Linked DNA regions of Homo sapiens: region 1 is linked to region 2. A link is a contact called in ENCODE Hi-C or POLR2A ChIA-PET data. All regions are on one chromosome and are shown on one strand. Each heading gives the region's core, a stretch centred on a gene start or an enhancer-like site at or near the end of the contact. The rest is flanking DNA. Distances are from core to core; before and after follow the strand shown. Region 1 holds the start of ANTXR2 (ANTXR cell adhesion molecule 2). Region 2 holds the start of MRPL1 (mitochondrial ribosomal protein L1).

Region 1 (6,700 bases), core at 1,902-4,401, 2.2 Mb after region 2:
AGTCAGCTATATCTTTCAAGTTTTAGGCATGTCTCTCACAGAACGGTTCTTGCTTCTCGGACACTCTCTGCAACTACTACTAAGATTCAAAACTGAAGATATGAAACTAGAATCTATAAACTGAAAATCAGAATCCTCTCAAAGGCTTATACATATTTTAAAAGTCAGTCTCTTCATTAGTCACCCCTTATTCACTTCCTACAATGTATTGTTAGTAATTGAGCAACTAGGCTTGAGCCAGACAACTGTGTATTATAGAATTCCAACTTAAAAACCAGATCAATGAGTTAAGATAAGAGCTTGCTTCTTTAAAATGTTGTAGTGATGTGATTCATTGCTTTTGATCAAAATCTACATGACACCCTTTTCACATTGAAGGATTAAATTAGAAAATTTATAAACAACTGTCTGTTCTGCCTTTGACATTTAGGGACATAGGATCTTGTTTGTTTTTCTTTCCTAGACAGTTTTACCTCAGACCCTGTCCAGAAATGAGTGTTAAACTTGGCTTCTTAAGCAAGGGACTGATGATTGAACATGGACAGGCATACATTTTTATAGGGATAACTTTACTGCTGCCAATAACTGAAAGCAAGGATTGCCTAGGCCTCTACAGATTGTTTGAAGTTACTTGCAACATGACTTTCAAAATGTTTTGATCATCCAAGCCTGTTTTACAGAAAACATTTGGGCTAACAAGACTGAAAGAAGCAATATTTAATGATACAGTTCCTATTCATGTCCTTTCCATTATCTTGATAAACTTGTGTTTGCTCATTGCATTTTTTCTTTAAAAAAAAAAGAAGGAAAAAAAAAGCCTCAAAAGCCTAGTGTCCTGAGGTTATTTTTAAATAGGAGATGCCACTAATTCCTAGTTACCTCTAAATAAGAGAGTAAGCTGGATTTCATACCAGTAATGCTTTTTATAGGAGAGGAAACCAGTCTTTCCTGGTGATGCTTATTGCATATATAGAACAGTTAAATTTTAAACCAACCACACACCCACACATTGTGTAAACACAAGTCGTTGCTTTAAACACACACACAAGTGCCTTTTCTGGTAGCGGGTTATTAACACATGTTCATTTGAAGTTTTCCAACACTTTTTGTTTGTTTTAATGAGGGCCTCTATAATGCTAAGAAATGTGTGGAAAGAAAAATATATTATGGATACTATTCGCATAAAATTTATTTTTTTAATGTGATAAATTATGAGAAAGCATAACTGAAATTCAAAACAGATGAAAATTCGGAAAGAAAAAGACATTTGGAATAGTATTTGAAGATGCTTCCCCAGAGTCTGAGCCAAGTTTCTGGGATCCAGATGAAATAAGCCCTCAAGGACTGAAGGGCTGTCCTAATAACAGCATGTGTGCAATACGACCTTGAGGCACTTAAAAGTAACATTTCAGGAAAAGTTTTTCCTATAAAAGGTTTCAGAAAAGGGAAATTCTACACTTTGCTCTACTTCTCCACTGCCTAGAAAAGTAAAGTAAGAAAGATACCTCACAAATCTCTCCGCAAGTTGCTGTACGAAATTATAAATTTCAATCCAGTTATTTGCCACACTCCCAGACCTGAAAGATGAAATTGAACTGATCAGAGAAACAAAACACGGAACTGAAAAGTAAACATTTTGAAATGGTTCCTTCTTCAATGCCACGAACATAGGGGCACCTGGCCTCTTTTTCAAGCTAAGTAAGGGTATCTGTAGCTGAAACTTTGGTGGTACCCAGAGTTAAAGAAGTCAGTCCCAGAGCAAGACTCCGTCAAAAAAAAAAAGAAGAAGAAGAAGTCAGCCCGTTTTCTGGGGTGGGTAAATACCTGCCTAATTGTTTAGAGTGGAACCCAGCTCTTCAGAGTAAACACAAAAGCCTTTCTTCGCAGGAAATGCAAACCACATTGGGCATGTTAACCCTAGGCTTTTCCTGGCTCCAATGAAAGCGCTATGATTAGGATAAAACCAGGCAAACTTTAGCCTGCGTACGAGCAGGGTCGAGGAGGTGGGTAAGGACTCTGTGGCCGATGGAGCGTGGCCCGCAAGAGGCCACACTCCCATTTCCCAAGAGGCCAAAAGACTGGCAAACAGTGAATACCCCAACTCCCCAAAGAGCCAAGTAGCCCGGGGCTCCAATCACTACCCCCGACCCGGCTGATCTCCGCCCACACAGATCCGAACGCGCTTGCCCTTTGAAAGAAGACAGCAACAGGGCACCCCTCCGCGGGTTTCCAACACCACTCCCCGGGGTGCGCACACGCATCTCAGCCTCAGCCCCAGCTGATCCAGTGCCGCCCTCACCAGGAGACCCTGGACCTCCCTCGCACACTCACTTGTCCAGGACGAAGTAGAGATCAAAGGCTCTTCTGCAGGAGGGCTGCTCCTGGGCGCGCAGCAGCCCCCCGGGACCGCTGAGCACCAACAGCCACAGCCCGGGGAACAGCCAGCTCCCGGGGCTGCGGGCCGGGGACCGCTCCGCCACCATCCTGCGGCCGGGGGCCTGAGACTCCCTCCCGCTCGCAGTCCCCTAAGCTCAGGAGGGTCGCAAAGGTGGCGGGAGTCACCCGGCACGCACTCTGGGGTGGGGGGCGGCGAGCAGCTGAGACGCCGGCGCCTGCGGCAGCGGGACCCACCAGCTGACAGGGAGGGAGAGAGGGAGGTCCTGAGAGGACAAAGGGAGTCTCCGCCACCGCCGCAGCTGCCGCCGGAACTCTTGACGAATCCCAGTGGAAGCGCGATCCAGTCCTCCCCCTCCCGATTCCGGAGAGTTCCTGCAGACAATGCGGGCCCACGGCGACAGCTCGCGAAAGGAGTTCCTCTCCGGCCTGGGGCCGAGCCTCCAGCGCCCGCCTCGGACCCGGACCTGGAACCCACCCCGCCTGGAGGGCTGAAGTCCCCCCCGCTGCCGTGCGCTTCGGGACAAGGGGTCCCTGGGACGCGGCGACGGCAGAACAAACTAGGAGTGGAGACTCTTCTCCTCCGGCGGCCCCAACTCCCTCCGCACTCCGAAACTTTCCTCCCGGTGCTGGACTCTGGCACTGCGCTGACAGGCCGTCCCCTTTAGGGGAGGAGGCTAGCTGGCCCTGGGACTCCCGGCTGGAGAGAAGCCACGCCGAGGGCAGGAGCCCGCTCGGGCCGGGTCTGGGCTGCGTGTGTCAGTGTGCGCCTGGGGACGAGGGCGGGGCCCCAGCTGAAGCCTCCGAGCCACACATGCACACTTGTGGGTTCCTGCCGAGTTGAAGATGACTAACGCTTGCCAGATTTGGGAAAGGGAAGAAGGAGTTTAGAAAAACAAAAGTTATCTAGAAACTAAACATACCCGTATGTCCTGCAGGCCTGGCCTATTTTAGCAGCTGTGCTAAAACAGCCCCCATGCGTGGTTCACAAACCCAAGACTAAGGATTCCATGGGAGGTGACGGCCTCCTCACTCCTCACTCCACCCCACCCCTACTACCACAAACACTCTTTATGAACTTCCTCTTTTTCTTCTAAAGAAACCTGCTTAGTTTTTTTTTTTTTTTTCTTTAAAAAAAGCCAAGCCAAGGAAAGGCCGGAGTGGGGAGTGGGAGGGGATAGCAGGCCTCTTTGGGAGTGGAAAGTTGTACCTCAAAATATTTCAGCCCACTGTCATTTCCCTGCAAGCTCCAGTTTTGGAGAATTTCAGCTTTGGGCAAGCTAGGTCTCCTTTGCAAAACTTGTGCAAGCACTCAAGTTTGTGCACAAATCCTCTGTCTACTAGTTCTGCTCTCCCTCCTCTCTCTTCCCCCCACCTCCGTGACTTCCGCCCTCCCTTAGTCAAAACTGGCTTTTAGAACCTAAATACCTTTTCATTTTTAACAAAATCAATGCTTTATGTAGTACTTACATATACATCTCTTCTGTTTGTTGCCATATGTATTTAACTTTTCATTTATTATATTTGATATACAACCAGATATGTCAGCTCTTTGAAGATAAAAATTAGTTACTTTAACAAAGATTCATTGAGTGCCTATTATTTGCTAGGCACTGTTCCAGAAGTGGAGGTTAGTGCACAGAACAAGATAACAAGCCCTTGCTTTCATGAAGCTGACAGTCTGGCTGAAGAGTGAAAACAGACAATAAGAAATAAATACATAAGCAAGGAAAAAAAATGTCCATATTGGAAAGGTGGCCTGTAGAAATTTAAAATATTGTGATGATAAAGAATGACAGACTCAGTGACTAACAAAAAAGACCCAGTCATTCCAAGAGCTCTAAGGGGAAACATTTGGAGTTACTGCAAAGGTCCATAGACATTAGCTTAGCATATTCAAAAAAGAAAAAAAAAAAACTGTGTAGCTGGAGCTTTGCAGGTAAGATGATGTAAGACAAATAGGCAAGGGCCAGATTATGTGATGCTTTGTTTACTGAGATAAGGAATTCAGATATTTAATATTGAGTGTGACAGGAGGTTATTAGAGGGGTTTAAGCCCAGGAGTGGAGTGGCAGATGAATTGATATGATCTGTGTTTTTCAAAGATCATTCTGGCTGCAATGAGACAATGAATTTGGAGTTAGCAACAGTGACAACAGGGAGAGCAGTTAGGAGACTATTGCAGTAGCAACATGTTGACAAACAATCCTGAGGTTCATAAATTTGGAAAGGAGAACTTCATTTCTTATAAAGGGTTACAGCTGCAGGCTGGACATCTTGACAGGCTGGGAAGTGTAGCCTCTGGCAGAGACAAAAAGCAGGCACTTTGAGGGAGGAAAGGGTGGAACAGGAATTTATGCTAAATGAGTTGGCCAAGTATACATATTCAACAGGTTATAGGAGGAACTATGAATATTTCTGAAGCAAGGGGTACATGAACTATGCATATTTCTGAAGCAGGTGGGTTAAGTTTCCACATCAAAGTGAACATGGGACATATGCAACATGCATGTTTAGTAAGCAAACATGAATAGTAAGCAAACATGCAAGTTGCATATGTCTCATGTTCACTTTGAGGTGGAGACTTAACAATTAAATGTATTATAATTAGGCCCTATATGTCAAAAGGTGAAACAGAAGACATGAAGGCACTCAGTGCCACAGCCTCTGTAAACCAGCCAGAACCAGTCTATGGTCAGTGGTCTCTTATCAGGAGAGTTATTAAAATCAGTCTCTTGTCCAGTCAGAGCTGTAGTTATGGCTTGTGGAACAGGGGTAGGGGTGGAGGATTAATTAGTTAGTGTCTTGCAGTCAGTAAGATGCAATTGTTTCAATATTGCTTATCTGGAGGCCAGTGTTTGTTTAGATGCTAGAGAAAAAGAAAACCCTTTTGGCAGTTAGAATATAGTTTATTTTTTAAGTGTAGGAGTGTGTGACTTGACCTTTGCCTGGCATGGTCTTAGGTCTTGTTTATAATTTGGTGTCTTATGAACACAGAGTACATTCTGTCAGTCTTATCATCTCTATTTTAACAAAGGCAAAATAAAATGGTACCTTGGACCATCATCACTATAGCAACTAACCTGAGAATTATGAATGGATGAAAACTTCAATATATACCGGCAGACCTCCATTTTGAAAATATGCTCATTACAAATGTCAAACATTGAATGGAGGGTGGCTAACATCCCTTCTCACTCTTTGCCAACTGGTCACTTGGGGATGGAAATTCCACCACTATCAACTGCATCAATCTGCCACTTTTTACCTGATGGAGTGAGGAAGATACTGAGGGGCAAGGGGCTAGCTAGATGGAAGATAACTTTTACTTTTGTAAGAAGGAAACATACAGCCTTCATAATTTTCAAATAATTAAGCACTAGAAGCAAGTCCTTAATTAGTCCTGAGACTAATTAAGAAAGTCCTTAAAGCACCTTAATTCTGTCCTCCTTGGCTTCATCTTTTCTTGAGGTTCTAAAATACTGATTACTTCTGCAGCCCTCCAGTCTCCAGGTATGTGTTGCCACTTCTCATTTCACATTTTGGTCCAACCTGAATACATAAATCTCCCTGACTTCCCATAAGAGAACTGAAACAGGCTGACATTTTCAGGAAATTTGTATCAACAGCTTGTTCATCTTTCAAGGTTTTGTATTCATTGCTGGTTGAAACTGGTTTCCATTTTCAACTTTAATCTTAAGACAGAATCAAAGATATTATATGCCACATCAGCATGTTATTGAATAAAATCTGGGGAAAAAATGTATCCCCCCAAAAAAGTGACAATTGGTTTCATGTTAGAAGGAGACAGAAGGCAAAGAAATATGAGACATGATACTAACCATGTACTCTGTCCTCCTAAGGAAGTATTTTAAACTCACATTTGTTGGTTTCCTTTATCCCTAGTCTTGACTAATTACCTGCTCATCTTCTGGGACTTCCCAAACTGGTCTAAGAATCCATCTTGTCCTAGGTTCAAACTAAAGCAAAATACCTCAATTTAAAACTCATTCTTCCTCAAAATTTCCAGGCCTTCTGAGAGTACTCCCACTCAGTTCTTCTTTCTTGAGTACAAGGCTGGCAGAGAATATTGACATACCAGAAAAATAGTAGCACTTTTTTGTTTATCTGTTTGCTTGGGTAAAGAATTCATCCCAGTCCTGGAGCATTTTGCATCTCACTGACTTGCTCATGTAAGATCTACAGCAAAGCAAAAAATGGCCTCAGACCAATAACTAATCAAATCACTTTCATTTAATAAAAATTAATCAGAAGATCATTAATTACTGGGGCAGCCAAGTGTCCT
Region 2 (6,296 bases), core at 2,896-5,395:
ACAAAACAACAGCTCCTCCCCAAGTTAACATTGGGTATAAATGCAAATATTTCATGGTATTACATAGGGAGTAGTTTTGAAAGTACGGTCACTGGGCCAGTAAATCAGTATCTCCTGAGAATTTATTATACTCACAGGCCCCATCTCAGACCTACTGGATCAGAAGCTCTGGGGGTGGGGCCCAGCAACCTGAGTTTAACAAGCCTTCTGAGTGATTCTGATGCACATTACTGAAATAGGAAATGTCTTGGAGTTCCTTATTTTTGTCTAATAAGAGAATCCATTTTCTTTTTTCTTTTTATTTTGAGATGGAGTTTCACTCTTGTTGCCCAGGCTGGAGTGCAATGGCGCGATCTTGGCTCACGGCAACCTCTGCCCCCTGGGTTCAAGCGATTCTCCTGCCTCAGCCTCCCATGTAGCTGGGATTACAGTCATGCACCACCACGCCTGGCTAATTTTGTATTTTTTTAGTAGAGACAGGGTTTCTCCATGTCGGTCAGGCTAGTCCCGAACTCCTGACGTCAGGTGATCCACCCGCCTCGGCCTACCAAATGCTGGGATTACAGGCGTGAGCCACCACGCCCGGCCGAGAATCCATTTTCAACTTGAACCCCAAAGGGAAGTGACACTTCTTGCAAAGAAGTTTCCAACTCAACTGGAAGATGGCTGAAGAAGGCAGAGAACACAGATCAAGTAAGTTACAGGGCTAGACAAATATTTATTAGCTTTTCCCAGGGAAATTAGCCAAGCAGGCTGGCAGCTGGCATTTTGCCAAGACTCCTGGAAAGTATAAATCTTCCTAGAAATCAAAAGTTGCATTTTAAAGTGAATTTTAAGTCCATAATACAGTCTAAAGACCTTCTGCAAATACATATAAAAGTTCTAATATAAAGAAAGTGACATCCTTATACATGTGGGAATAACAACAGCATGGATCATGTTAAGAAATAAGCAGATATTGGAAGAAGGAGTACTAGAACAGCTTATTCATTTTGCCTTTCTGGTTCAGAGCTCTCACTGGTTCTTTAATAATGACACTTAATATTTTTTGAGTGCTTACTCTGTGCCAAGTACTTCAGTAAGCACCTCAGTAAATTATTTTATTATTAGCCCCATATCAGGGAAACCAAGGCCCAGAGAGGTATATAAATTTGCCCCAGGTCACACAACTACTAAGTGATAATACTGGAATTCAAACCTAGGCAGTTTGGCTCCAGGGCACAGCTGCTTAACCAAAATGCTCTATTACAAGCTTATCCAACCCACAGCCTGCCAGCCACATGCAGCCCAGTATGACTTTGAATGCGGCCCAACACAAATTTGTAAACTTTCTTAAAACATTATGAGATTTTTTGATGATTTTTTTTTTAAGTTCATCAGCTATCATTAGTGTATTTTATGTGTGGTCTAAAAGATTGGATATTCCTGCTCTATTACCTCTTTTTAGTGAGAAGAAACTCATTATGTACTAAATATTTACAGTCTTGGAGTTCCCATTTCAGAGTATGGATTTTTGTAGTTTTTATAAAGTCCTTTTGTTGTTTTTATAAAGTCTCAGGCTAAGGCCGGGAGCGGTGGCTCACGCCTGTAATCCCGGCACTCTGGGAGGCCGAGGCGGGTGGATCACGAGGTCAGGAGACTGAGACCATCCTGGCTAACACGGTGAAACCCCGTCTCTACTAAAAATATAAAAAATTAGCCGTGCATGGTGGTGGGCGCCTGTAGTCCCAGCTACTCGGGAGGCTGAAGCAGGAGAATGGCGTGAACCTGGGAGGCGGAGCTTGCAGTGAGCCCGAGATCACACCACTGCACCCCAGCCTGGGCGAAAGAGTGAGACTTCGTCTCAAAAAAATAAAAATAAAGTCTCAGGCTAAGGAATCTCTTTATGTATTGTTATATACAAAACTGGAATCTGGATCCTACCTAATGCCATCGAGTTCTGGTGACCAGAGTGGGCAACAGGTAAGCTGTACCTGTACAGGACATTACTTTAATTAGGCTACCACTATAAGCATACTATATGGTATGTAAGCATACTATATGGTAATAGTTTCAATATAGGATGTTTAAACTCTCTTGTTAGAACAGTAGACATAAAAAAGTCCATAAATGGGGCCTGCCGTGTTGGTTCACACCTGTAATCCCAGCACTTTGGGATTGCTTGAAGCCAGGAGTTTGAGACCAGCCTGGGCAAAAAAGAAAGACACCCCACACTCCCCGCTGTCTATAAAGAAAAATAAAAATAAGTTAGCCAGGTGTGGTGGTGTGTGCCTGTAGTCCCAGCCCCTTGGGAGGCTGAGACATGAGGATCACTTGAGCCCAGCAGGTGAAGGCTGCAATGAGCTATGATCTTGTCACTGCACTCCAGCTTGGGTGTCAGAGTGAGATCCTGTCTTGAGAGGGGGAAAAAAAAGTCCACAGATGGGGGCCAACTGACCCCAGCTGTGGACTGTGGAAAGGAAACAGATATAGGGTCTAAGGACCAGCACCTCTAATCTGAGTGTTTGTTTTTCTCTGAAATTGACTGGGTAAACTTGCTCCAATTCTGGTACTTACTCTCAAATTGAATTAGTTTTTTTCATTTATGCATAGCCAAGTACACTGCTTGACACATGGCAGGCACTCATATATTTGTGAAAAGAAGGGAGGATGAGAGGGAGCGAGGGAGAGAAGGAAAAGTTTACAAAGATAGATTTAAGTTCTTCGATTTTTTTGCATAAGTCACAAATTGTTATAGAATCTTTGAAGTAACTGCTTAGGTGTTAACAAGACAAGGCAATACATTAGAAATCTTATTTTTTCATGTAGATGAGTACTATGTATAAATATGAATAAAGCATCTGGGAAATGCCTTTGATCCAGTTCATCTGCCTGTGGGCAGCTTCATTGAAGCAAGTTAATTTTGCAGGCTTGCCATTCTAATTGAGTCACTAATTCATGTATGCATATATTCATTTATTCAGCAAACATTTACTGAGAGCCTCCTATGGGCCTGGCACTGAAGTATGTGCTGAGGTTACAAAAATGAGTAAGATGGTTTCTACCCATAAAAAGCTCAGACTGGTGACAAGAACTGATATATTGTGGTGATGGCTGCACAACTCTTTGAGTACACTAAAAACCATTTAATTGTACAATTTAAATTGGTAGATTGTATGCTATGTAAATTATATCTCAAAACTGTTTAAAAGAAACACAGCCTGAGGCGAAATCTTTAAAAAGTTACCTAGGTGATGTAGGGTACGGTACACACGAAGCAGAGAAGATAGAATGAACCAAGTTATGGAGGTGAGAAACGTGTGTGTGTGTGTGTGTGTGTGTGTGTGTGTGTGTGTGTTGTGGGGGAGGTAAGCTGGGAAGTGATAAAATCCGTAATCAGATTTGTTTTAGATAAACCACACCGACAGCTGTGACGTAATGGAAAGTACACTCATTCTGTTTTGTTTTTGTTTTTTTTTCCTATCAGAATAACTTGTGCGTGGGTCTTGGAGCTGCCATTTTAAAACTAGAAATGTTTTATAAATGTCAAGTATTATTATTCAATTGATCCTAATGGTAAGTCTACTCGCTTGCCAGCAGGGGGTAAATGTAGAGATTAATTTAAGATTTTAAAGCTAAGGTTGATCTTGCGCTGACAGAAAGTTTGACAATTAGCAAAAAAAGTTTGTCAGTGAGTTGGACACCTCCCTCGGGTAGCGGCGAAAACGCCTAGAGAATTTTTAAAATAAGTCTTTCCAAGGCCGGAAAAGTGGCGGAGGAAGCTAGTGGGTTTCAGGGTTCCTGTTTTTCAAGATTTTACGTTGGGTATTAAGTACTCTCACAGCCTGTTAAAATTGTCGCTCTGAGTACACTTGCAGGATCAAAAAAGAAAAAGAATAAGAAGGAAGGATTAAAATAATCACAGCATCGCCAACAGGATCGTATTTTCCCGAAGGTGGTTAACCAGCCATACCGGAACCACGAAACACACAGGGTCCTGGGCAACACGGAGGACTAACAGTAACACCGCCACGCCGGCAGCAAAGCTCATTTTGGTCCCCGCCCCGTTCCTCTTTCTCTTTTTAACTCCTTCCCTCTTTGCGGATTCTAGAACGGAACCTTTTTTTAATTCTTCCCAGTAGAAACGTAGGAACAATTTCGTGAACGCAATCCGGAGTGCCCAACATGGCGGCGGCCGTAAGGTGCATGGGTAGAGGTAAGGCGAGGGGTTGTCTTGCAGGGGAAATGGCTCTGGCACCGAGTCTCTGGTTGCAGCAGAGTGCAAGGCGGATTCTGCTCTGGGTGCTGAAAATGCCTCGTGCTGTTTCTGGTCTCTAGGTTTTTCAGAGGGTGGGTCATTACTACTTAAAAGTGACCTTATGAAGGGTTTCACTCCATTCTGGAGACGTCCACCCTGAGGGAGGGAGTGGGAGCGGGACGTACATCGAGCGCCCTCCAGCCACCTATGGGCATGGCAAGGACTGGGTCGTCTCTGATACTGGGGTGTGGGCTGCGGGTAGTGGAGTGTGATAAGTGAGGTGAGTTCTGATAAGGGAAAGATGATGTATTTGAGTGGCTTAAGTCTGTAAATTAGAGCAATTTTCAAAGTGCTTTTTGGTGCTTTCGGAATTACTTCGTTATAGGCGATTCCAGTTCTTAAACTTCCATAGGTGGTCTAATTTGGATCAACGTTTATCATTTGAGGGGGCTAATTCTGTAGTACCTCTTGGTAGCGCCTCTTTTCATCTTAATAATTTCAACTTTTTGTCTACGATGACAGCCCTTTCTTGTGCAACAATTTTTTTTTTTTTTTTTTTTTGAGACGGCAGTCTCGCTCTGCCACCCAGGCTGGGAGTGCTGTGGTGCGATCTCAGCTCACTGCAACCTCCGTCTCCCAGGTTCAAGCGATTCTCCTGCCTCGGCCTCCCGAGTAGCAGAGACTACAGGCGTGTGCCACCATGCCTGGCTAATTTTTGTATTTGTAGTAGAGACAGGGTTTCACCATGTTGACCAGGCTAGTCTTGCACTCCTAATCGCAGGTGATCCGCCCTCCTCGGCCTCTCAAAGTGCTGGGATTACAGGCGTGAGGCACTGCGCCCGGCCTGTGCAACGCTTTTTGCTTTTATTTTGTGTTTTTGAAGTCCAGTGATATATATTGTTTAATTTAGGTAGGTCTTTAGGTAGAAGCAGTAGCCAGCATTACCCCCATTTTACAGAGGAAGAAACTGAACTTATTAGATATGTGGCCAAGTTCATATAACTAGTAAATGGCAGAGGAAGTACTGAAGCTTGCAATCCTAGGTCAGTGATACATGTATATTTAACACTGCATCACAGTTTTTTTTTTTTTTTTTTTGAGTTTCTTTTTAGGAAAACTGTGTCAAGAGAGTTATTGCTCAAAAATTAGGGGTGACAAGAGATAACAACAGACCCTGATGCCTACTTTGTGAGCAAACCAAAATGTATATTATTTCTGAAAGGAGGTTGAAGGCATCTTCATGTATGACAGAAATCGTTATGTTACACAAATCCAAAGAAACCAAAAATACCTGAATATTATAATTTTCTTGTCACATTTTCTTCTCTTGGCTTCTAGGATATCTCTCTGTTAATTGTCTTCCTATTTCATGTGTCATTTTTTCTCACATTACTTGGCTGGTTCCTCTTCCTCTCCCCAGCCTCTTTACTTTGGAGTGTTCTGGAAGCCAGGGTTCCATCCTTCATTCTCATCTCTTCTGTATCTAAATTCACTCCTTGGTTAGCTCATCCAAAGTTTGTGGCTTTGATTATTGTCTATCTTTTTTATTTTTTTAATTGTTTACTTATCAGGAGAAACTTTCACATTTCATAGTTCAAGAACACAGGTCAGTGACAAACTTTTAGGTAATTCAACCCAAAGAAATTCTTTATATTGCAAAATCACTTTGTGCTCTGAAATATACGTTTTCCTCATCTCCTCAAAATCTTTTATGGAATCATCATTTCTGTAGGAGTCGACACATGCCTTCTTTCTTGGCTCAGCCACCGCGAACATAGCGAAAACCCCCAGGGATACAATGAATGCTTCAACAATATGAAATTGCAAATGTTTTGCCAGAAGGCCCCACATCGGAGGTTCATTAAAGCACTGGAAGCCACGGTAGCTACTGTTCTTTTTAGGTATTAGCCTCAATACCAGCATTCTTCCTGGCTGTTGGAGAAATGGATGGCCAATTATTGTGTATATCTTTTTTTTTTTTTTTTTTGAGAAGGAATCTTGCTCTGTCACCCAGGCTGGAGTGCAGTGGCACGATCTTGGCTCATGCAACCTCTGCCTC

Evidence for each region. Hi-C counts contacts between places; a loop is a spot of excess contacts on that map. ChIA-PET counts read pairs that join two places held with the same protein, here RNA polymerase II (POLR2A). Pooled maps may share reads with other maps.
Region 1: a pooled map shows a loop between it and region 2 (8-fold over the local background). The contact joins the promoter of ANTXR2 here to the promoter of MRPL1 in region 2. A Hi-C loop is called at or near these places in 1 of 168 maps with a recorded cell type or tissue (CD8-positive, alpha-beta T cell) and 11 of 50 pooled maps. POLR2A ChIA-PET finds 5 or more read pairs at or near these places in 1 of 52 experiments (activated T-cell).

The regions. Positions count from the first base shown.
Region 1 is chr4:80,070,078-80,076,777 of GRCh38, forward strand. ANTXR2 (ANTXR cell adhesion molecule 2) reads right to left here and starts at 3,152. Exons shown (of 17, transcript NM_058172.6): 1 at 2,332-3,152; 2 at 1,506-1,577. The coding sequence starts at 2,483. RefSeq lists a silencer at 2,442-2,601 and enhancers at 2,782-2,891, 3,222-3,501, 6,272-6,700.
Region 2 is chr4:77,858,685-77,864,980 of GRCh38, forward strand. It overlaps MRPL1 (mitochondrial ribosomal protein L1), which reads left to right and starts at 4,146. Exons shown (of 9, transcript NM_020236.4): 1 at 4,146-4,195. The coding sequence starts at 4,165. RefSeq lists a silencer at 2,134-2,349 and enhancers at 3,834-4,233, 4,594-4,693.